Linked DNA regions of Homo sapiens: region 2 is linked to region 1. A link is a loop called in an ENCODE intact Hi-C map of the cell type or tissue named here. Cell type or tissue: mammary epithelial cell. All regions are shown on one strand. Each heading gives the region's core, and the rest is flanking DNA. Links, peaks and the distances in the headings are about the cores only. Region 1 overlaps SUSD4 (sushi domain containing 4). Region 2 has its middle 32 kb from the start of TLR5.

Region 1 (12,430 bases), core at 2,843-10,842:
AAGAGGCTGAGAAAGAGGAGAACTGCAAGACCCATTGTGCACATGAGTTTGGTGTTTGCGTGTCTCTGAAGGTGACATTTACCAGGATAATTTCAGAGGAACGATGGGGGTGGAACCATATTGCTGTGGGTTGAACAGTGAGTCGGAGATGAGGAAAGAGACTAAATGTGGACTATTATCTCTAGGAGCTCAGCTGTGGAGGGAGGAAAATGTCAGGGCAGGGCCAAGATCAAGGGAAGGTTCATTTGAGAGGGGAGAGGTTGTATACATTTGCCTGCAGAGAATGAGCCAGCGGGGCAGGGGTGGGACAGGACAGAGGGACCCATCCCTCCAACCCGCCATCTCCCTTCTCACCTGCCATGCTCCCAAAGTCTAATCCCTGCCCCCGCCAGGTCCCTGTCAGATCTGGTGTGAGACTGAGGGAGTCACTGCAGCAGGGTTAGCAAACCTAGAGAGCCACCCATCAGAATCTCACGACACCTTTTAATGGTATGATTTCTGTGATCCTCCCAGATCTACCTTCTCAGCGTCTATGGGGGCAAGGCCGAGGAATCGTCTTTGCAGAAGTTCCCTAGAGATTTCTGAGGCATTCAGACACCACTAACTCAACAAGCTTCATGTGTATACACCTGAGGCCCCTCAGGAAGCAGAAGGCTGGGCCCCGGCTCCCCCAGGACTGGCTGGGCCTGAGGCCCACCGACCACTTTTCCGCTTACACACACTGAGCTGTTTCCAACAGTCTGAAAGGCAGACACTAATTTGCCAAGTTGAAGAAAAGGGGGCTCTCATTCCACCGGCTCCGCTCTGGCAGAACCACGACACTCAACTCCTTATCTCCTTATCTCCTTAAAGCCGTCTCCTTTACACAACAGGCCAGGAAGAATTGTGGGGAATCAAGCCCTGGAAGCAGCTGCTCCAATCGCATTCCCTGACAAAGACCACACGCAGCCAAATCCTGCAGGAGCATTGTGGCTGGTGCCATGGGCTTCAGTCTAGGCCCAGCACCCTGAAAAAAGCAGAATAACACCCAGAAGTTAAACACCCCATTGTCTGAGAACTAGGGAGGCTCATGTGTGCCCATCACTTCTTTGTTCAGACAGCTCAGCTCTTGTGAAATTGGTCCCATCTCCTGGAACAGACAAGAATCCAGGCACTGGCCTGTCCATTCTTCTGAGGGGGCAGAGGGCACAGATGGGCATCTGATAGATACAAAAAGATGCCCTGACCCAGTGAGACCTCTGCTTGGGGTGCAGAGCTGGGCCAGCACTCCATGCTGCAGCTGCAATGAAAAATGAGTCACCTTTGTGTTAGAGAAGAGACAGGAAAAGTGTCCTGGAGAAGGGAAGGCTTTGAGAGTAGTGTGCCACAATCAAAGGTAAGGAAGGAGCTGTCAACACGCAGTCCTTTCCATCCCTGCTAATCCAAAAGCAGCTTCTGTCCGCAGTCATGATATTCAGCCTGCTTTGACAGCTGGGGAGCTGGGTTTAGAGGCTCCAGGCAAAAGATCCAGGTAGAGGTCAGGTGAGCTCTTTCCCACAGGAGGGGAAATGTGTCCCTTCTCAGCCCTGTGATCTAGTTAGACAGGTAGTCAGAGAGACAGAACACATGCAAACAGGCCCTCACTGATAGAGAGTATGTCAAAGGCTGCTGAACTCCCCGGAGGAACATCTCTTAAATCTCTATTGTTTCAGAAATATAGTAAGCACTTAGCTGAAACTGACCTCTAGAAAAAGACACACTTGACCTCATCCACCTAATTCCCTCTGTGTTACACATATTCGTTTAATGTGGTTTGCATGTTAGGTGCCGATTGTTCTAAGAGAGAATAAAAGCACCTTGATTGCTAAAATACACATGTTTGATATGGAAAGTCCTAAAGCTTTCTTCCTCCTCTCGAAACAGATACTGTAATAATCTGGTGTTCTTTGGGGAGGTGTTTTTATTTTTCTTTTTGTTGCTGCTGTTGTAAATTTTTTATGAAGCCCAAAGGTAACAAGAACTGTGATGGTGCTGGGCCTGCCTGGTACTCCTGTCATGGGGTGCCCATCTGTCCCCCACTATAACATGGGAACCCGAAAGGCAGAGCCAGATGCCTGTCTGGGTACTTGGCAGTCCACAGGCACTGCTGCAATTAGCAAGCTGGATCATGATTCAGCATCTGACGCGGGCAGCCTCCACCAGAGCATAGCGGACAGCTTAAAAATAGCAAAGCCACGGCTGCATCTCTCTAGCCCAGGCTCCACACGAGGCAGGGCAGCTGCCGCCAGCAGAGCCTGGAGAGGGTCCCACCTCCCACCCACCCCCTCTCTGTCCTCCCCAGATCCACCTTCCAGCTGTGAAGGCTGAGTGGGAAGCAGAAGGGGCCGGCTCCCATCAAGCTCCCCCACGCAGAACACCCGATGCAGAAATGCCAGCGGTCTCCAGATCCACTGACGGGGCACCCAAGTGTTCTCAGGTTCAGGTCTTGTTTTAAATACACAAACGGAGGGACAATCAGCATGGCTCCCCCATGCCTCAGGCACCAAAACAACTGCACACGCAGCTACAACCACAGGGGTGCTCCCAACTCCCCCTTCCCAGTTAGTGACCAGTGGTGAGGGTGGGTGTGTCTCCCAGCCTGAAGAAGAGAATGGAAAGAGGCGGACTTTGTGCTTGGAGAGGCCTGGGTACAAACCCATTTCACCCATCTGCCAACAGAGACCACCATGCCTCCTGCTTGCCTATCACCACCCCCATCTGCGCCAAGTTAAGTAACTTCTCGGGGCCTCAGAGTCTGGTATGAAACAGAGCTAAAGATCGCTCATTGGCTGGTCACGTCGAGTGTAAATGAGGCAACAGGCAAAGCACTGAGGAGGGTGCCCAGCCCAGACGAGTCTCCAAAAATAAACATCCCTTGCCTTTCCTATTTCCTTCCTAGTCATGGCTGAGGTCTGCCCTGGTGGACCACAGCCACAGTGAAACCAGGGCTAGGAGGACAGGCGGGGGCCTGGGTACCCAAGACAGAGATCCTCAAAGGGCCCTCAGTGTCCTACTGTTTCTCTAGTGTTCACTGAAGTCATGTTCTCTAGGTCAGTGATATTTTGTAGATGAAACTGCAATGTCCTCAGGGCTGATGTTGTCTTTAAAAATGTTCTTTCTACCCAGGAACCCAAAAGGAGATTTAAAATAATGGAGAGGGTTGCCATTTTTCTGAGAATACTATTATTGAATAGATGTCCCTTCTCCCCAAATTAATCTACAAAATTAACAAAATGATTCCACAATTTATCTGGAAGAGTGATTTCATAGGACTAGCTGAGAACATTTTGAAAATGAAGAGTAATGAGTGGGGATTTGCTCTATCTGATTTTAAAAGGTACAAGTAGTAAAATAGTGTGGTTCTGGCACAGGAAGAGACATCAAATCAATGGAATATAACAGAAGGCCAAGAAACAGACCCAAATATCTATACAATGTTAGTATATTATGAGGGTGTTATTTCAAAACATTGGGAAAAGGATAGACTATTCAATAAATACTGTTGGTACAATTGGCTAACCATCTGGATAAAAATTAACAATATCCTTACATTTCCCAGCACGCAAATTGACTAAATGTTTAAGTATAACAAATAAAATATGAAAAATACAGGTGACTATGTAAATAACCTTGGGTTGGCAAAAACTTTCTAAGCCTAATACCAATACCGGTTTCTCTATGGCAGAAACCATAGAGAAAAAAAGTTGACTGCATTATCATCAATGCAATTAAAGGCCAGTAAAAACTGCAAGAATGAACATTGTTGATATGTGAAAGGTCAAATATTTGAAAAGAGTTTTACAAATGAATAAGAAAAAGATAAAAACATTAGCGGAAAAACAGACAAAGAACATAAGCCCAGAATTCAAAACAATAAACACAAATAGCCAATAAAAAGAGGAAGGCTCTCTACACTCCAGGCACACTGGCCTTCTTTCAGGTTCTTGAACATTCTATGCTACCTCCCAACAGAAGACCTCTGTGCTGGCTGTTCCCTCCACTGAGAACACACTCTCCCTTGATCTTCACCTGGTTCAAATCTATCACCTCTCCACGCAAAGCTAACTTTTACCGGAAGCCTTCCTTGAGCACCCCGCCCAGCTGGACCAAGTGAGATTCTCCTTCTTCTCCCTCATAAGCTCTTTCAAAGCTAAGTTGCTTTCCTTCATGGCACTTTTTACAGCTTGTACTTATTTTTGTGATTATTGGATTGTTTATCTCCCCCACTGGACAAACTGCCTCTGTTTTTGCTGACCAGTGCATGTGCAGCACGATGGTGAAAAAAATTATAGGGTATGCACAAAATAGAATACAATACGGTGAGTTACAATGATGCTCTAAAAGATTTATTTTTAAAAGATTAATAAAAATATGATATATTGTTAAGTAATACAAGTAGGTAACAAAACAATGTCTATATACTATTTGGGGGGAGAATGAAGATATATAGAAAAGAGACACACATCACTTTTCTAACAGAGGGTTAGTGTGACATTTATTTTGTTAACGTTGCTCATCCATATTTTCTAAAAAATTCAACAATGAATATGCATACATCTGCATATATATAGCTGCTTTTAATAAGGGAAAAAGCTTAAACCTAGCTATGGTTTCCCTCTGTAAACCCGTGAAGTCCCTGTGCAACTGCTGTAGGAACCACAGTGTGTTCCCTTTCCTTATCTTCTCCCTGACCCTTCTCCACCCTTCCAGCTTTATTTCCACCACCAACAGAGTACGAGAACATGGCCCAGATCCAAACCAACGTGTCAACCTCTGTTGAGCCACCTCCAAGTCCCAAGTTAGCCATTTTCAGGAAATAAAAACTAAATGTATGAGCACACAGCACTTTAGGAAAACCTGAGACTTCCACTAAATAGCTAGATTCCCAAAAACAGTTAAAATGGAATGTGAGTCATAATTTTTCAGAAACCTGTCTATGCTTAGCCTTCAGAACTGTCTTCTCAATAAATATATACAGACAGCCTGACCACCTAAGAAAACGGAGCAAGGGCATTTGCAGGTTTTAATACTGCACAGCAAAGATCATTCTGACAATATTTCAAAGAGATGGGTGATGTGTTTGGCATACATGGTGTACAAGATAAGCAAGATCTAGGGAGGCAACATTGTCGGGTGCTAGGGATAGAGTGGAAATGGCACCCAGCCTCTCAGATGAGTGTCTCACACAAAAATAAATTTTGTGAGTGTTCAATTACCTCCACCTGCCTGGCGCAGTGAACATGGTAAGGCTGTGCTGATGTTGCACTCTCCTGGGGTCTCCTTTCTTGAGAATAACAGTGGTCTGCTTATTTGTAGCTAAGGGAAGAGCCACTTTGCACTTAATGCACTGAAGGAATTGCTCAAGGACTGCTCACCCCCGAGAAAAGCTTAGCCTTGAAGGGCTGCCAAGGACAATGTTCGCTTTCCTTATCAGTGTGGGTTCAGTAGGTTCAGTCTGGTCACAGTGAGACTCAAACTTCAACTCCAGAAAAACTCTCCACCACTTCTCATGTTTTCCACACTCCGCAGCCCTCATTTAATCGGGATGGACATTTCCCACTGGGGACTGAGTGTGCTCTTCCTAAATCCAAGCAGGCCGCCCTAACATGATATGTACACGTGGAGGGTAGGCAGATTGCTTCCTTGGGCCCATCTGGACAGTTTTCCTGAGTTCAGAACATTTAGCACTCCTTGTTATGTTCAAGGCTGGGAATTTGGAAGCTAAAAGAAAAACAGATTCTGCAGAAATAATCGAAACTTCCTCTCTGGCCTCTCTTCACTTTCATTTATAACTTATCTACCCTCTCCTTCTCTACAGCTCATTGCTCTTACTTAAGGGAAAACTAAAGTTAATATAAGTAATTTGTTATTAAGTCTACATATACACTATTCCTGTCACACACTGTAAAGAAAATAGATAATTGGACATTGTGGTAACACCAGTGAGGATAACTTACATTGAAGTGGTGCTCACAAACATACAGTGAAAATGCTGTCCCCAAAGTCACTCATGAGCTGAGAACACGAGGTGGTCTTTCATTCTCATGGATCCCCCCAACCCCTTCAGAGGTCCGCACCACTAACCCCCTCTCTGAAACCCTCACATCCCTGGCTTTGGTAATGCTGTATCTTGGCTCCCCACCAATCTCTGTGAATATTCTCTTGGTATCTTGTGAGGAAACTGAGGCAAAGAGAGGTTCAAGGACATGTCCAAGATCATGTGCTTATTAAGAGATGGAGCCAGGGTCCAGATCCAGGCCCTGACGCTCCCTCTGATCATGCGCTTATTAAGAGATGGAGCCAGGGTTCAGATCCAGGCCCTGCCGCTCCCTCTCCTGCATCCCTCAGGGGGATCCCTCACAGTCCCTGTGTCCCTCAGTCCTCTCCCAGGACCACTACTGAACACTGATTATAATTACCGCTGCCCATGAGATGGTTCCTACATCACATTTATAACGCCGACGTCCGGCTTTCTATCACTTATTCTCAAATGCCTGCTGGGCAATTCCACCTGCATGTCAAAATTTAAGTATCTTAAGACCAAACTCATCATCTTTCTAAAATAAGCTTTTCTTCCTGACATCTCCATTGCAGTTAATGACTCCATGCTTCTTCTCTCTCATGCCTACACTAGAAACCCCTGGCTGCAACATCTTCCTTGGTCTGCCCTCTGCCCTCCAGAATTCAGCCTTTGAAATGTGCACCCTGGCTTTCTCTGCTGCCAGTACCTCCTCCGGGCCTTCAGCACCTCTCACCTGGAGCTCCTCCTCCTGGCTACTAGCTTCCATGTCTCCCTTCAGCCTCCCCTGCCTACTGCAGCAGCCAGGCCAATCACCCTAGGGCAGGGTTGCTCAGAGTCAGCCCTACGGACACTTGAGGCTGATCATTCTCCGTTGTAGAGGCCGTCCTGTGCATTTTAAGATGTTTCACAGCATCCCTGGTCTCCACCCTCTAGACAGTCGTAGCACACACCCTCTATTCCATCCGCTTACCCCAAAACCAAAATTGTCTTCAGACATTGCCAAATGTCCCCTGGGGGACAAAATCACCCCATTTGAGAACCAAAACCCTAACGTATGACTTAAACATGCTCCTCCGTTCAGAAACTCTCAGTGGCTCGTCGATGGCCTCCTGAGGAATCAATAAGAAGAAAATAGTTTTCAAAGATTAGGAAATTCATTTTCCTATTTATGATTTCCTTTCTCTTGAGGTTCTGGGCTTAACCACATTTGGGCTAGGGTTCAAGGCGTACTGCAGAAAGAAGGTCAAAGAGGAAAAGCAGATGACGTTAGCTGGCAAATCCATCCACGGTGTTACATCCCAAACTCCCATGGCTGAGTGCCCCCCAGCCTGGAAGCAGTGAGGCAAGGAGAGATGAATACCTCAGCAGGCTCCAGGGCCAGATGGCTTGAATTTGGGACCCAGCCCCACCACTTCTAATTCTAGGACCCTCAACCTACCCTTTAGCCTCTCTCTGCCCCAGTTTCCTCATATGAAAATAGGAATGAAAACGGTACCTAATTCATAAAGCTGCTGTGAGGCTCAGTGACTTCATTTATGTAAAGCACTTCAAAAGTGCCTGGTATGAACAAGTAATTGATAAATGCTACCCATTAATATTATTACTATTGTTACTACATTTCTTGCTATATTGCTGGTCTGTCTCCAAAACATGCCCTTGGTCCAGGCCAAAGTCAGTCCTTCCCTGGCCATGAACCTATCTTATGCTTGCCCCAGCAAGGCCCATGTTCATGTTCTTTCTGCTAAAACCCCCTGCAGTTCACTTCGTCCTGTTGAAATTTCACAAATATTTTTTTTCATTCAACAAATGTCTATTAAGCTCCTACTTTTTTTTTCTGTGTGAATGTTATTTTTCTTTTTTAAAAAATGCTTTTTAATTTTTGTGGGTACATAGCAGGTACATATATTTATGGGGTACATGAAATGTTTTGATACAGGCAAGCAATAAGCAATATGGAAAATTGGGCATCCATCCCTTCAAGCATTTATCCTTTGTGTTATAAACAATCCAATTACACTTTTTTAGTTATTTTGAAATACACAATTAAATTACTTTTGACAATAGTCACCCTGTCGTGCTATAAAATACTAGGTCTCATTCATTCTTTCCAATAGTACATTTTGTTTGTACCCATTAACCATCCGCACTTCCCTCCTACCCTACCCCGCCTCCCCTTCCCAGTGCAGACGTCTTTCAAGGCCTAACTTAAATGTCATCTCTGTCACAAATTCTCCCCTCTTCACAGTGAGAACAATCTTTCCCATTCCTGAATGCCACAACCCTCTGATTATGTGCCCAACATCTTATGTCATGATTGTAGATGACAGAATCACTTCCCAGCTAAATAAATCCCAGCCCCTACAGTAGAAGCCACTATTGGGGGATCAGTAGATCCCCTATAGAAGCTGACATAGAGTGCCTTAATTATTTCATGCACGCATTTAAGTGAGAATTACTATGTACTTCCGAAGTACTTGGTAACTTAATGCTCAAATGCATCCATGAAATAATTAATCTAAGGCGCTATTTTACAATAAGTAAATAAAGGCTTGTGTTCTGAGTCATACCTACTGTAAATACTTTTCCTCGTATTATCTCATTTAATCCACATAACCCTCAGGAGGTGGATCCTGTTGTGATGATTCCCAGTTGTCTGGAGGAAAGCAAATGATGTTATAGAGAAGCCCCATCTGAGAGAACATATTGGGGTCCCTGTCCCAGCTCTGCCACTAACCAGTTGTGAAACCAGCACCTCACTCTACTTTCTGGGCCTTCATTTCCTCATCGGTAATTAAGGCAACCTCTATGGCCCCTTCAGCTCTAACATAACAAACCCCAAGCCCAGACTGAGTGGACTACAGATCTAAGCAACAGGAACATTCATTACGCTTCTAATATTCAAATGGAAAAAAAAAAAACTTTGTTCATATGCAACTAAACCATCCGTTTAGAACACTAGAAGCAGTAGCATAATCACAGTTATCAAGTCCATAATGCTTCAATATGTCATAACAACATGCTGAATTACAGAGATAACTGAGACAAAAGCACTGTTTTTGCCTGTTTATTGGAATATTTCTCATTCTGCTCATATTTTCAGCGGGAAAAAATAAACATGAATTTTTTTCCACTCATAATTTTCTATAATAACTCAGGCTTTTGAATCTTACCTATCATTCATCTCTGACTCTCCCATCCTGCCTAGCACAGTGCCTTGCATGTAACAGACTCCACATATATTTGCTGATCAGTCTACCTGTTCTATATCTATTTATTCTTATGCCATGTAGACAGAAGCCACTTTGTAAGAAGTTTCCAAGCCAGTTGTGGCAGGAAACTTTTCTAAATTGCAGGATGTTTTCAATTGCCTTGGTGGGTGAAGGGTTAAATTAAAGGGACAGCTCTGATGCCTACCAGTCCAAATAGAGTTGCTGGCCAGCACTGCCCACTTTTTCTCTTTAGGCCTCCCCGGTACACTACCAACCCTAGCCTAAAGGTGCGTAAGCCCAAAACCTCAATCTCTTGAGAACTGTTTCCTTCTCTTTGTGACCTGTATCAACAGTTTAGGTACAGACTTACTCTAAGCAGTTTGTTCTAAGCTTGTGATTTTTTTTAAAAGCTTTCTGGGTTAATGAACCCATCTGAGATTCTGCTGAAAGCTACAAACCCACTTCAGAGAAATGCATATACAAGTCTTCATACATGTTCAGGTGTGGGGCTGGGGGACGGTTCAGAGACCTCCAGGAGCTGGTCCATGGGCATGAAGCTCAGAAGCTCTGGGAGGTGCCAAGCAGAGAGGGGCAAGCAAGGAGACTGAGACCACAATGGATGCGGCCACTATGCTGTCTGCCAGGAGGCATGAGGCTCCTTCTCCAACAAAAAGGCCATCAAGTCTCATAACATGGGCCTGTTAGAATGGCACCAGCACCAAACCTGGACTCACGAATCATTCAGAGGTTTTAACTTTAAATATCAGAGAAAGAAAAAAGAACAAAGAAAATGTTTTGAGTAGGAGAGAAGAAAATGTCCCTTAAAAGATAAATTCAAAATGACTTAAAAATATATATATATGTGATGGCCTCCAGTTACTATGGATATTAACTCATCACTTCTCCGCAGGCTACCTCCCCATAATAATTCAATATTTACCTGACCTAAACCAGGGTGGGCTCAGCGGATGGCCTGGGGCACCACTTGCAATTGATTTTTAGTGGCCAGCAGCTGTAATCGAATAATGTGAGTGTCTAGCAGTAGTTTGATTAGATTAGAGCAAATGTTATGGCCCTGTAATTTGGGAAATTCTGCAAATTTGAGCTTCCAGATCATCTCTGGACTCCATCATCAGTGCCTGCATGAATAGCAGACTTAGGAAATGTTTGATGAATGACTTAATGAAATGCATGAATAGGTAAGCTAATGGTTTGTAGCCCCTATCACCCTCACCATATACAAACACTGGCAGTTTCATATGACTACACCTTTGCTCATGTTCTTTCCCCCTTCTTCACCTAATTGCCACTTCCTTCAGAACTGAGCTCCGGCATCATCTCCTCCTGGAAGCCTTCCCATATTTCCCCTAGCTGGGATAAGAGCTCTGGATTCCTTACAGCACCTTTTCATAAGAATTAACATTTGTCTTCCTTTCGTATCTGCTAAGAGCTGAATTGTATCCCTCTAAATTCATACATTGAAGCCTTAACCCCCAATATGACTCTATTTGGAGATAGGGCCTTTAAGAGGTAATTAAAGTTAAATGAAGTCATAAGGTGGGGCCCTAATCCAACATGACCACAGAGCTCTCTCCCGTCCCCACCCCTGCACCCACACCAAGGAAAGGCCATGTGAGAACACAGCAAGAAGGCAGCTGTCTGCAACCCAGGAAGAGAGCCTTCACCAGAACCCAGCCGTGCTGGCACCTTGATCATGAACTTCCAGCCTCCAGAACTATGACAAAATTTAATTTCCATCGTTTAAGTCATCCAACATGGTATTTTGTTAAGGCAGCCCAAGCTGACGGAGACAGTATCCCACATAGGCTCGAGCTCCTGAGGGCCGGGACTGTACTGTGTTCTTATTTCTAGTCTTAGCACCTAAGGCAGCCCTTGAACATAGTTAAGCGCTCAATAAATTATTGTTGAACAAATGTAAGAGTGGATGAAGATAAGAAGCCGGAAAGACTTCCTCCCTTTCCCACCCTTAGGACTGACTGCAAAGCCATGTTTGGACCCTCATCACTGTCAGTGAAAAACTCAATACTCCAGGTGCTGTCACTCCCAAGAGAGGGGCAAGGCGCAAGTCAAGGCCAGACATCAATCCTCTCACGGTCCTCCCTGCCCATCACTGCAGCTGTCGTTGCTGCCTGACTCAGATGTCAGAAGCAAAGAGGAAAGGACAGAGCATTTAGAAATAATAAAACCCTTGGCTCAATGATGTCCTTTATTCATACAGTAGCAGGTCTTAGCTGTTGAACTTGGCTGTGGAGTCCTTCAGCCCTCTTCTAATCAAGCTATGAGTACTCAACTGGGATTACGTATGTATGTATTCTGTGGTTTGAGAGATAAACAAGAGGAAAAGTACAGTGCCTGCCCTGGAGGAATCTGTAATGTGGGCTGCAGAGGTCTCACATTAGGGTTTGCTCTCAGTCCTTCCCACATTTGTAACTTGGTAGACAAAGGTTTACTGAGAATCTAGAACACACAGGCCACAGTCAGGTGAAAAAAAAGATAAATCGGTTGTGGATCCTAGCTTTAAGGAGCTTTTATAACTAAAAATATAACAATAACAATGAAGATACCAATATTTATTGAAATCTTACTACATAATAGGCATTCTTCTGTGTGTTTCTATAGATTTAACTTATTTAATTCTCACAACAGTTCTATAACATGGGTACTATTATCCCCCATCTTACAGAAGAGGAAACTGAGGCAGAGGCAATTAAGGGGCTTGCCCCACATATAAAGCCACCAAAGCAGTAGAGCAAGGATTCCAGTCCCCCCGGATTGCCACATGGTGACAGGGCCCTTATTTCCCCTCATCTCTAGAATGATACAGCTGCACTATGTGCAAAATTTTCATATGTTGGTGAAAGGATATGAGGGAGCACAACATCTAAAGTAGGGGCACAGTCAAGTGGGAGCAGGTTTGTCCAGGGGCAGCTTGCTCAGCCAGGTGCCCTCAGTCCCCACTCTGTCCAGGAAGACCCTGCAGGAGAGCAAAAGGCTCCATGCAAACCCTGGCCCAGACCATCTCCTAGGCTCTCTCCAGCACACCACACCATGATTCTAGTGCTCTGGGAGTTCTGAGAACACAGAGATTTCCTGGAGCTGGGGAGGAAGCCAAGGACCATCTGAGAGTCACAGGAGGTTGTGGCAGTGAGATGGAAGCTGA
Region 2 (12,430 bases), core at 1,339-9,338, 170 kb before region 1:
ATGAATGAAATGAAGCGAGAAGGGAAGTTTAGAGATAAAAGAATAAAAAGAAATGAGCAAAGCCTCCAAGAAATATGGGACTTTGTGAAAAGACCAAATCTACGTCTGATTGGTGTACCTGAAAGTGATGGGGAGAATGGAACCAAGTTGGAAAACACTCTGCAGGATATTATCCAGGAGAACTTCCCCAATCTAGCAAGGCAGGCCAACATTCAGATTCAGGAAATACAGAGAACGCCACAAAGATACTCCTCGAGAAGAGCAACTCCAAGACACATAATTGTCAGATTCACCAAAGTTGAAATGAAGGAAAAAATGTTAAGGGCAGCCAGAGAGAAAGGTCGGGTTACCCTCAAAGGGAAGCCCATCAGACTAACAGCGGATCTCTCGGCAGAAACCCTATAAGCCAGAAGAGAGTGGGGGCCAATATTCAACATTCTTAAAGAGAAGAATTTTCAACCCAGAATTTCATATCCAGCCAAACTAAGCTTCATAAGTGAAGGAGAAATAAAATCCTTTACAGACAAGCAAATGCTGAGAGATTTTGTCACCACCAGGCCTGCCCTAAAAGAGCTCCTGAAGGAAGCACTAAACATGGAAAGGAACAACCGGTACCAGCCGCTGCAAAATCATGCCAAAATGTAAAGACCATCGAGATAGGAAGAAACTGCATCAACTAACAAGCAAAATCACCAGCTAACATCATAATGACAGGACGAAATTCACACATAACAATATTAACTTTAAATGTAAATGGACTAAATGCTCCAATTAAAAGACACAGACTGGCAAATTGGATAGTCAAGACCCATCAGTGTGCTGTATTCAGCAAACCCATCTCACGTGCAGAGACACACATAGTCTCAAAATAAAAGGATGGGGGAAAATCTACCAAGCAAATGGAAAACAAAAAAAGACAGGGGTTGCAATCCTAGTCTCTGATAAAACAGACTTTAAACCAACAAAGATCAAAAGAGACAAAGAAGGCCATTACATAATGGTAAAGGGATCAATTCAACAAGAAGAGCTAACTATCCTAAATATATATGCACCCAACACAGGAGCACCCAGATTCATAAAGCAAGTCCCGAGTGACCTACAAAGAGACTTAGACTCCCACACATTAATAATGGGAGACTTATCACCCCACTGTCAACATTAGACAGATCAATGAGACAGAAAGTCAACAAGGATACCCAGGAATTGAACTCAGCTCTGAACCAAGCGGACCTAATAGACATCTACAGAACTCTCCACCCCAAATCAACAGAATATACATTTTTTTTCAGCACCACACCACACCTATTCCAAAATTGACCACATACTTGGAAGTAAAGTTCTCCTCAACAAATGTAAAAGAACAGAAATTATAACAAACTATATCTCTCAGACCACAGTGCAATCAAACTAGAACTCAGGATAAAGAATCTCACTCAAAACCACTCAACTACATGGAAACTGAACAGCCTGCTCCTGAATGACTACTGGGTACACAACGAAATGAAGGCAGAAATAAAGATGTTCTTTGAAACCAACGAGAACAAAGACACAACATACCAGAATCTCTGGGACACATTCAAAGCAGTGTGTAGAGGGAAGTTTATAGCACTAAATGCCCACAAGAGAAAGCAGGAAAGATCCAAAATTGACACCCTAACATCACAATTAAAAGAACTAGAAAAGCAAGAGCAAACACATTCAAAAGCTAGCAGAAGGCAAGAAATAACTAAGATCAGAGGAGAACTGAAGGAAATAGAGGCACAAAAAACCCTTCAAAAAATCAATGAATCCAGGAGCTGGTTTTTTGAAAGGATCAACAAAATAGATAGACCGCTAGCAAGACTAATAAAGAAAAAAAGAGAGAAGAATCAAATAGACGCAATAAAAAATGATAAAGGGGATATCACCACTGATCCCACAGAAATACAAATTACCATCAGAGAATACTACAAACACCTCTACGCAAATAAACTAGAAAATCTAGAAAAAATGGATAAATTCCTCGACACATACACTCTCCCAAGACTAAACCAGGAAGTAGTTGAATCTCTGAAGAGATCAATAACAGGAGCTGAAATTGTGGCAATAATCAATAGCTTACCAACCAAAAAGAGTCCAGGACCAGATGGATTCACAGCCGAATTCTACCAGAGGTATAAGTAGGAGCTGGTACCATTCCTTCTGAAACTATTCCAATCAATAGAAAAAGAGGGAATCCTCCCTAACTCATTTTATGAGGCCAGCATCATTCTGATACCAAACCCGGGCAGAGACATAACCAAAAAAGAGAATTTTAGACCAATATCCTTGATGAACGTTGATGCAAAAATCCTCAATAAAATACTGGCAAAACGAATCCAGCAGCACATCAAAAAGCTTATCCACCATGATCAATTGGGCTTCATCCCTGGGATGCAAGGCTGGTTCAATATACCCAAATCAATAAATGTAATCCAGCATATAAACAGAGCCAAAGACAAAAACCACATGATTATCTCAATAGATGCAGAAAAGGCCTTTGACAAAATTCAACAACCCTTCATGCTAAAAACTCTCAATAAATTAGGTATTGATGGGACGTATTTCAAAATACTAAGAGCTATCTATGACAAACCCACAGCCAATATCATACTGAATGGGCAAAAAGTGGAAACATTCCCTTTGAAAACTGGCACAAGACAGGGATGCCCTCTCTCACCACTCCTATTCAACATAGTGTTGGAAGTTCTGGCCAGGGCAATTAGGCAGGAGAAGGAAATAAAGGGTATTCAGTTAGGAAAAGAGGAAGTCAAATTGTCCCTGTTTGCAGACGACATGATTGTATATCTAGAAAACCCCATTGTCTCAGCCCAAAATCTCCTTAAGCTGATAAGCAACTTCAGCAAAGTCTCAGGATACAAAATCAATGTACAAAAATCACAAGCATTCTTATACACCAACAACAGACAAACAGAGAGCCAAATCATGAGTGAACTCCCATTCACAATTGCTTCAAAGAGAATAAAATACCTAGGAATCCAATTTACAAGGGATGTGAAGGACCTCTTCAAGGAGAACTACAAACCACTGCTCAAGGAAATAAAAGAGGATACAAACAAATGGAAGAATATTCCATGCTCATGGGTAGGAAGAAACAATATCGTGAAAATGGCCATACTGCCCAAGGTAATTTATAGATTCAATGCCATCCCTATCAAGCTACCAATGCCTTTCTTCACAGAATTGGAAAAAACTACTTTAAAATTCCTATGGAACCAAAAAAGAGCCCGCATCGCCAAGTCAATCCTAAGCCAAAAGAACAAAGCTGGAGGCATCACACTACCTGACTTCAAATTATACTACAAGGCTACAGTAACCAAAACAGCATGGTACTGATACCAAAACAGAGATATAGATCAATGCAACAGAACAGAGCCCTCAGAAATAACGCCATATCTACAATTGTCTGATCTTTGACAAACCTGAGAAAAACAAGCAACGGGGAAAGGATTCCCTATTTAATAAATGGTGCTGGGAAAATTGGCTAGCCATATGTAGAAAGCTGAAACTGGATCCCTTCCTTACACCTTATACAAAAATCAATTCAAGATGGATTAAAGACTTAAATGTTAGACCTAAAACCATAAAAACCCTAGAAGAAAACCTAGGCATTACCGTTCAGGACATAGGCATGGTCAAGGACTTCATGTCTAAAACACCAAAAGCAATGGCAACAAAAGCCAAAATTGACAAATGGGATCTAATTAAACTAAAGAGCTTCTGCACAGCAAAAGAAACTACCATCAGAGTGAACAGGCAACCTACAAAATGGGAGAAAATTTTCGCAACCTACTCATCTGACAAAGGGCTAATATCCAGAATCTACAATGAACTCAAACAAATTTACAAGAAAAAAACAAACAACCCCATCAAAAAGTGGGCAAAGGACATGAACAGACACTTCTCAAAAGAAGACATTTATGCAGCCAAAAAACACATGAAAAAATGCTCATCATCACTTGCCGTCAGAGAAATGCAAATCAAAACCACAATGAGATATCATCTCACACCAGTTAGAATGGCAATCATTAAAAAGTCAGGAAACAACAGGTGCTGGAGAGGATGTGGAGAAATAGGAACACTTTTACACTGTTGGTGGGACTGTAAACTAGTTCAACCATTGTGGAAGTCAGTGTGGTGATTCCTCAGGGATCTAGAACTAGAAATACCATTTGACCCAGCCATCCCATTACTGGGTATGTACCCAAAGGACTATAAATCATGCTGCTATAAAGACACATGCACACGTATGTTTATTGCGGCATTATTCACAATAGCAAAGACTTGGAACCAACCCAAATGTCCAACAATGATAGACTGGATTAAGAAAATGTGGCGCATATACACCATGGAATACTATGCAGCCATAAAAAATGATGAGTTCATGTCCTTTGTAGGGACATGGATGAAATTGGAAATCATCATTCTCAGTAAACTATCGCAAGAACAAAAAACAAAACACCTCATATTCTCACTCATAGGTGGGAATTGAACAATGAGATCACATGGACACAGGAAGGGGAACATCACACTCTGGGGACCGTTGTGGGGTGGGGGGAGTGGGGAGGGATAGCACTGGGAGATATACGTAATGCTAGATGACAAGTTAGTGGGTGCAGCGCACCAGCATGGCACATGTATACATATGTAACTAACCTGTACAATGTGCACATGTACCCTAAAACTTAAAGTATAATAATAAAAGAAAAACAAAACTTAAAAAAAAATTACGTATCGTTTAAAGTACTTAACTCTTTACCCCAGAAACTTTTAAGTAAAATTCATACTTCACGAACATGTCTCAATATTGCAGCATTGTTTATAATTTCAAAGAAATGGGGAAAGGCGAGTTATCTAACAATGGGGAATTGGCTAAATAAATTATGATACATTTACTTCTTGGAATACATGCAGTCATTAAATATAATGTTCTTGATGCACATTTAAGGTATATATAATATACATATTTGCAAACATTTTATGTTTTACACTTTAGAGCTGTCCTTAAAGAAATGTAACTGTTCTAAAAACAGAATCAAATGTTCTTGACAGAAGGACTTTTTTCCTGTAAGTTATTGATCTTCTTTAGTGTCAATATATACAGGAAACAACCACCCTCAATTGTAATAAGAGGATCTTGTGCAGGTATGACTGCAGGATTATCATCTATAGCAAAGCAGCATGTCACAGACACTTTTAAAAACCTAAAAACTTTATCTTCCTTCTTGCTTTGAAAAATCAACCAAGGAGTAATGCAGTGAACACCAAGATTTGAGGAAAAATGAACTCATGAACCATTATATGAAAAAAAAATCATGTTACAGTTTACATAATGAGATCTCAATTTTATTAAAAAAACAAAACCTATATCCCTGTGTATGAAGATATATGCATATGAAAAAACTGTCTGACAAGAAATTCCTGTGTGTATTCCACAGCGTACCCAACTGTTGATGACGTCTCTGTTATTGGGAACTTACAGTGGATGGGAAGACCAGAAAAATATATATGAAAAGCCAGACCATGACCTAGGGAGGAGTTAAACAGAGGACAGGAGTACTGGTATTTGGTGGTTAGGCACACTGCTCTCAATGCCTAACAGTCCTGGGTTCAAATCCAGATACTGTCCCTTGCCAGATGAAACCTTGGGCAGGTTACTTCTTTCAGCCTAAATTTCTTCATCTGTAAGTATCAGTTGAGCACAAATATATTAATATTGTAAAGTGCTTAGTAAAGTGCTTCAGATCAGCTGGCTACAAATTTGGGGTCCTTGACAAACGGGGGTTTTATAGCAAGAGCTCAGTAAATGGTATTTTTTAAATAAAAAATCTACTTCATTGAGTTATTGAGGGGTACACACAATAAAATGTACTGGGCCCTACAAATTATGTAGCTGTAGTTGCTTCTACCATCGCCATAGGTTAGATTTGACTTTTCTATAGTTTCTATAAATAGGATCATAAGTATGTACTTCTTTCACTTGGTCTAATAGTTTTGAGATTCACCTAGGTTGTTGCATTTACCAACATCAGCTTTATTCCTGATAGCCAAAACCTGGCAACACTCCAAATGTCCATCGGCAGGTGAATGGCGCGTAGTGCAGAATTAACCAAACAGAGGTCTGGTCTTTGTCTTGGGCCACTGGCAGGTGATCTCTAGACCCCTGAAGTCTCCTGCAATAGGAGTGTCATCGTTTGCCTGGGGGCTTTGGCCAGCAACAGCCTAATGATGTGATTTATGATGGGCCTTTGGAACACACAGTATTTGCTCTGGCCTCTGGGAGGAGCTGGAGACTAAAGGCCAGGTGCTTGGGCAGTGTGTGATTGAGCCCCATTAAAAGCTCTGGACACCAAATCTCGGTTGAACTTCCAAGATCCACAGTACTCTGTGCACATTGCCACATATCGATGATGGGAAGGCAACATGTTCTTGGGGGCGTGGAAGCTTCATATTTGAAACTCTCCCAGATTCTGCCCTATGCAGTAGAAGCTTTGGCTATTTCTAATTTGTATTCTTTCACTGTCATAAAACTGTAATTTTAAGTATAGGGCTTTCCCAAGTTCTGTTACTTGTTCTAGCAAATTGTCAAGCCTGAGAGTGGTTGTGGAGACCTCTGAATTTGTAGCCAGCTGATCTGAAGTGAGGGTAACCCTGGGGACCCCCACACTTGGCATCTGAGGAGAGGGCAGTCTTATGGGGACTGTTCACCCAGACTTAGCAGTTTGGCAAGCTCATTGCAAATGGCTGAGAAAATTTTTGTTTATCCATGGAATACAATGTAGTATTACTTAGAGATTGAGAAAAGAGGAACAGGCTACTGATGCGTATGAGACAGAGACGAATCTCAAAAAGCATTGTGCTGAGGGAGTGTGATTTTTAATGCAGGAACTCAGCAACATGTGACAAGGGACCCCATGCACTTATTGCACAAGAAATGCTGTTTTCACAGGAAATTGGAATCACCATGGCCTGCAAAGCAGAAGAGTGTCAGAGGCAAGTTAAACTTGCTCAGGGCCTGAGAGATAGAGATGGGGAGTTGAAGGGGGCGCCTTCTTCTTAGGCAGACAGAAGTTACCTTGGGAAGACAAGCCTGGCAGGAGCATGAGCATTGAGGAGTTACGGAAGGTATGGCTGGAAATGTGGAACATTGGAAGCTAGTGGAAATTTGGATTTACCCTGTAGGACATGTGGAAGCCCCAGAGTTTTCAGAGCTGGAAGGGGGTTTCCCTGTGACAAAAATAGGTTTGGATGAATTTGTTTTATATCATTGTAACAGGCTGAAAAAAATTTGAGACAAAATATGCTTTTCTCTAATGGAGAATAATTGGGATGGTTAGAAAAAAGGATATTAGCTCTGGATATAGGAATAAACAATAAAACAATAAAGTGTTTTTCAAACTTTTCTAGACAGTGACCCAATCAAAAAGTACATTTTATATCAATACGCAGTACACATGCACATAAACACATACATACATGTGAAACAAATTTCATGAAACAATATTTCCTTTTCTTATGGGCAGTGCATCTGAAATGTTCTATTTCATTCTGCTGCGTTCTATTCTATTATGTTCTATTCTATTTCTTTTTTAAACAATGCTAGTCATAGGTGACTAAACATATTCCGTCCTAATATGGCCACCCCTCCAGAAGACCAGGACACTCCCAGTTCTGCAGAGGCATGGCCATGGGTGTGGCAGAGAGCATGGGATGGGAGTGGGAGAGCAGGTGTGGGGACTGGCTCTGTCTTTCAGGTTACGTGGCTTCAGGCATAGCTCATCATCTCTGACCTCTGACCCCTGCTATAGGCCAAATACCTGTGTTCTTCTCCAAATTAATATGTTGACACCTAATCCCCAGGGTGATGGTGTTAGGAGGTAGGGCCTTTGGGAAGTGATTAGGCTATAAGGGTGGAGCCCTCATGAATGGGATTCATGCCTTTATAAAAGAGGCCCCAGAAAACAGCCTCCCTGCTTCCTCCATGGGAGGACAGAGTGAGAAAACACCATCGATGAATCAGGAGGTGGACCCTCACTAGATACCAAACCTGTTGGCACCTTGATCTTGGACTTCCCCGCTTCCAGAACTGTGAGCAGTAAGTGTCTGTTGTTTACGAGGCATCCAGTTTATGGTAGTTAGTGACAGCATCTCAAAAGAACTAGGACAACCCCTTTGCCCACTCCTTGGAGGGGCTGACAAACTTGCTCAGACTTAGAGCGGCTTGGTGCCTTTGGGGATAAGATCATGTATTTGAAAAGATCTTGGGAATGGCTATGTGCTACTTAAGGGAAAGAGGCTGTGTCCTTGTTTTTGCTCATCTCCCTGCACGTCTGGCACCCACTGCAGGTGATGCTTATCACAAAGTAGGCAAGTTGATGTCACCATATAAATAATTTTAAAAGTTCTGAGCATGCATTCTGGTGGTGTTATATGTTTAGGTGCATGGTCTTTAAACCTCACTAAAATATTCTTAGCTGGAAATTATTATCTTTATTGTATGGGTGAGGAAACAGAAGCTCAGAGAGGGGGGCTACTTGCCTGTGGTCACAAGAGTGAGACAGATTTCAGAGCCCAATCTGTCTGCTTTTTATCCCAGCTCCCCTGCCCACACCTGCCTCCACTGTGTAGCCCCTCAGGGTCCAAAGGCCAGGCTCAGGATATTTAGGGGTGAGTTTTAGTACAGGTGTCCTTGTGGTGCTCTCACTCTGGGTCCTGGTGGCCCCACAACATTCTAAATCTTTTATATGTGAAGGTCTTACTCTGGCATTGGAAGCTTGCTTTCCAAAATTATAATAATGACAATCACTAACATTTAGGGAGCACCCCAGATCCCCACTGAGGCTTTATACATGCATTGCCTCAACCCCTTGAGGCAGGTACTGTCATCATGCCCGCAGTGCAAGAGGTGAGAGAACTCACCCAAGGTCACAGTGAACAAACAGCCCAGCTGGAACTTGAGCTTGGCTTGTCCCTAAACCCGCCAGTGCTGTCAACCACTGTATTCTGGGAATTTGAGGAACAAGGAATGAGGAAGTGGCAGACAGAAAACGGTGCTCGAGTCTGGGGACATTCTGAACACTTTCAGGGAGGCCCAATAAGAAAAGAGAAATGCAGACAAATGAAATAAAGCAGAGGCTGGGAAGCCAACGCCCACAACACGACCAAGACCCCAAGTTCCCAAAGAAAGTGCTTTATTATTTTCAAAATAGCAATGTGTAAAAACGGCTTTTGCAGAAAAGAAGACAAAAAGGCTAACCTTTACTGCACCCCCAATAATGCCAATTCCCCAGCCCTAGCCCAGCAGAACCGTGGGAAAGCAGCCTTTGCTGTATGTATGTAGGCTTTCACTCAGGACAGGTAGATTTTTCATAATGACTTTGCTTTTAATCTAGGGAAGAGTGTAAAATTGCACAGCAAGTCTTGGGGACTCTGACAGCCCAGTGGACCAGGAAGGAATCTCCATCCATCTCTGGGAGTCTCTGGGGTCACAGGGAGCCTGTAAGCCAAGGGGAGGCTGGGGAGGAGGGAGAGCGGCTGGAGAGATTTATACATAGTGCTGTCCTCCCCCTGCCTTGGAATTACAGCACCATGAGAAGCTGTGAGATTAAATGAAGAGCAGGGCCCTGGAGAAGCTAAAGCATCAGTGGGAACAGGGGGTGCAGCAGGTGATAAGCGGGAGATGCAGGTTAATTATGATGCTGGCACACAGGTAGCCCCGGGAGGAAAGCAGAAGCCCTGGGGCGGGTGCATGTGTGTGTGAGTGTGTGTGTGAGTGTGTGCATGGTGGGGGAGGGGAGGGGGAGAGAGAGAGATCCATGATATCCATTTGTGTTTTGGCCCCATTCTTTTTTTTTAAAAAACCTAATCAAATCGATTCTCCTCTCCTACATAGAGGTTTGCATGCCCCACCCCCCACTCTCCTTGCCAATTCATCAATATCCTCATCCTCAGAATTTATCTAAACTACTTTATAGGAAAGATTCTTTTACCTTTAACCCCCTGCACCCCACTGGCCAGGTATGGAAGGATGATTAGACAGCCTGATCCGAAAGAAGGGGCACCAGCAATGACTAGACTAACTCTTCTGGGGAGAGGAAAGTCTCTGAGCTCTGCAGAGCGGAGGAGCCCCTCTCTGATCTGCCTCAGTAAGTCAAGCAGATACGATGCAAATCCACGCCTTCTGAGTTCTGGCTGTGAGAGAGGAGACAACTCCAGGCATTGTCTGGGGTAAGGAGCCCTCTTTGAGGGAGGGGTGCTTTTCTTTCAATGAGTTTAAGCATTTCCTTCACTAGCTTGACTCTGTAGCTGGTTCTTCGATCCAGTCTCCTCAGAGGTCCCCTTCTCTGCTGAAGCATCTCAGATCTTCCTGCTCCTTCTGCCTTCGGCCCCTCTGTGGCTCAGGCTGACCATAGGAACTAATATGCATGTTTGTCAGGCCCTTTCTATTTTTTAATTTTTTTCTCTTACTTATAAATTACCTCAAATGGGTTTTCTATCAAACATCATTTTTGTTATTTTTGGCTTCTGTGTCTCAATTTCTTTCTTTCTTTCTTTCTTTCCTTTCTTCCTTCCTTCCTTCCTTCCTTCCTTCCTTCCTTCCTTCCTTCCTTCCTTTCTTTCTTTTTTTTAAAGATGTGGTTTCGCCATGTGGCCCAGGCTGTCTCCAACTCCTGGGGTCCAGTGATCTTCCCACCTCAGCCTCCTAAAGTGCTGGGGTTGCAGGCGTGAGCCACTGTGCCCAGCCTTTGTCAGGCCCTCTCAAGTCGATGTAGCATTTATTGAGCCCAGTACTGTGTTAGATACCAGGGAATGTCTAAGTCTGAGATACCATCCCTGTTTTCAAGAAACTTGGAGTCTGGTTGGTGACACAAGAATGACCATGAGGCAAAGAGAGACATATATGTAATAAGGTCCCTGAATGGGAGCAAGTCTGTGTGAGATCACTGTATTCAGAGCACATGTGGCCCAAGGACCTTTATTACCAAATAAATCCACGATCAACCCCAGCCTCCCACTGCACACTTTTCTTACTCCAATCCCTTGGTAGCTAAGCTGTGTGACCACAGTGGAATGAAGTAAAGACCAGCAATCTGGGTGGATTTTCCCAAAAGCTTGCCATGTGACCTTGATAAATGGCATCACATGAGTGAAAGTCACAAAATAAACCAGTGGGTCTTGTCCAGTGTCCACTGCAGCCACATGGGGAGGACACAGCCTGGTCCAGGACCTTTCCATCAATTTAATTCCAATAGAATCCAGCCTCTTTCTTTGTATGATTTTGAAGGTAGAGTTGGTTTTGTCTTCTTGCTTACTGCCTCCTTTCGCTTGTTTAAATATTTACCTTACATTTTCCCTACTCTGACTAGGGGAGACATTTTGCTAACTTAAAATAGTTGAGCGACATTGTCCTCCACAGTCCCTTCTGGAGATGTGAATTTCCTTCAAACCTCTGAGATTGGGGTTTAAGCCATCTCTTCTGGAATTCTCTCATGGGGAGATAATTGAGTTCAACCGTTCCTTCATACCAGGACCAGGTACCAGTTGTTAAAGAATTATGGAAAGCTATTCCAGAGAACATGTTGCCCACTTTTAGATATCTGCCTGAGCTCCACAGATTCAGCCAGAGTCCATTTATACAATGCTAAATGAGAGTTTCCCACATACAGGGAACTCTAACATCTCCAGATAAATAGCTCTGCAAGGAGAAAATGCAAATTATGACTTAAAGTCAGCCTCTACTTTTGTGCAGTGCATACCAATGTGGCTTTACCCTTTAGCTAGAGCAATGGAGCTACTACTTCTTTTATGCAGATAGATGCCCTGCATGAGTTTGTTTCCTGAGACTGTTGGAAAAATAAATAGACTATTAGCTACTTGGTTTCCTCTTTAGAAACCCAGCAGGCACAACAGGGAGAGACATTAGTCTTTAAGCACCAGTTCTACGAAACAACCACACCATAGAGCACTTGGAGCGGAACTGAAAAAGGTTAAAACAAGTCCAGAGAAAGGGTGTGGGCAGTCAGATAGTTTAGCAGACGCTAAGCTTGTGCCAGGGACTTTTATAATCAAGGCTTTTGCAATAGTGATTTTGTAACAAGTAAAGAATCCACACACATGAGGAGGAAGTGTAAGAAATCAATTAAAACTTCAGAGAATGAAACGTGGAAGGCATAAAGCACCACACACTAAGAGACAAGGGGAAGAATTAGTCACAGAAATAATCATGAGGAAAGTGCAATTGTGGGATCATACAAGCTGAGGATGCCTAGAGGGATCCCTGGATGTCTGTGAGCTGTAAGGCTCAAGTGGATTCCTGCAGTGCTCAGCAAGCCTCGCCAGGCCCCATGTGCACAGGTGTGGGGTGAGACCATGTGGGAGGTGAGACTGAATG

The links. A loop is a pair of places that touch in the nucleus more often than their neighbours do. Peaks named below come from ENCODE experiments on the same cell type or tissue, not always from the same donor. Only the 100,000 strongest peaks of a DNase experiment are listed, where the experiment ranks them.
Region 2: it touches region 1 in a loop (4-fold over the local background); 3 of 110 quality-filtered maps call a loop at or near these places.

Annotation. Positions count from the first base shown.
Region 1 is chr1:223,339,159-223,351,588 of GRCh38, forward strand. All of the region lies in intron 2 of SUSD4 (sushi domain containing 4), which reads right to left. Among named protein-coding and RNA genes, the nearest start is that of SUSD4, 19 kb to the right of the region's middle. RefSeq lists an enhancer at 1,878-2,378 and a silencer at 2,869-3,046. In mammary epithelial cell, for the core only: a CTCF peak has its summit at 6,801 (motif pointing left); no DNase peak of the experiment used is centred there.
Region 2 is chr1:223,168,893-223,181,322 of GRCh38, forward strand. No RefSeq gene overlaps it. Among named protein-coding and RNA genes, the nearest start is that of TLR5, 32 kb to the left of the region's middle. In mammary epithelial cell, for the core only: a CTCF peak has its summit at 6,325; no DNase peak of the experiment used is centred there.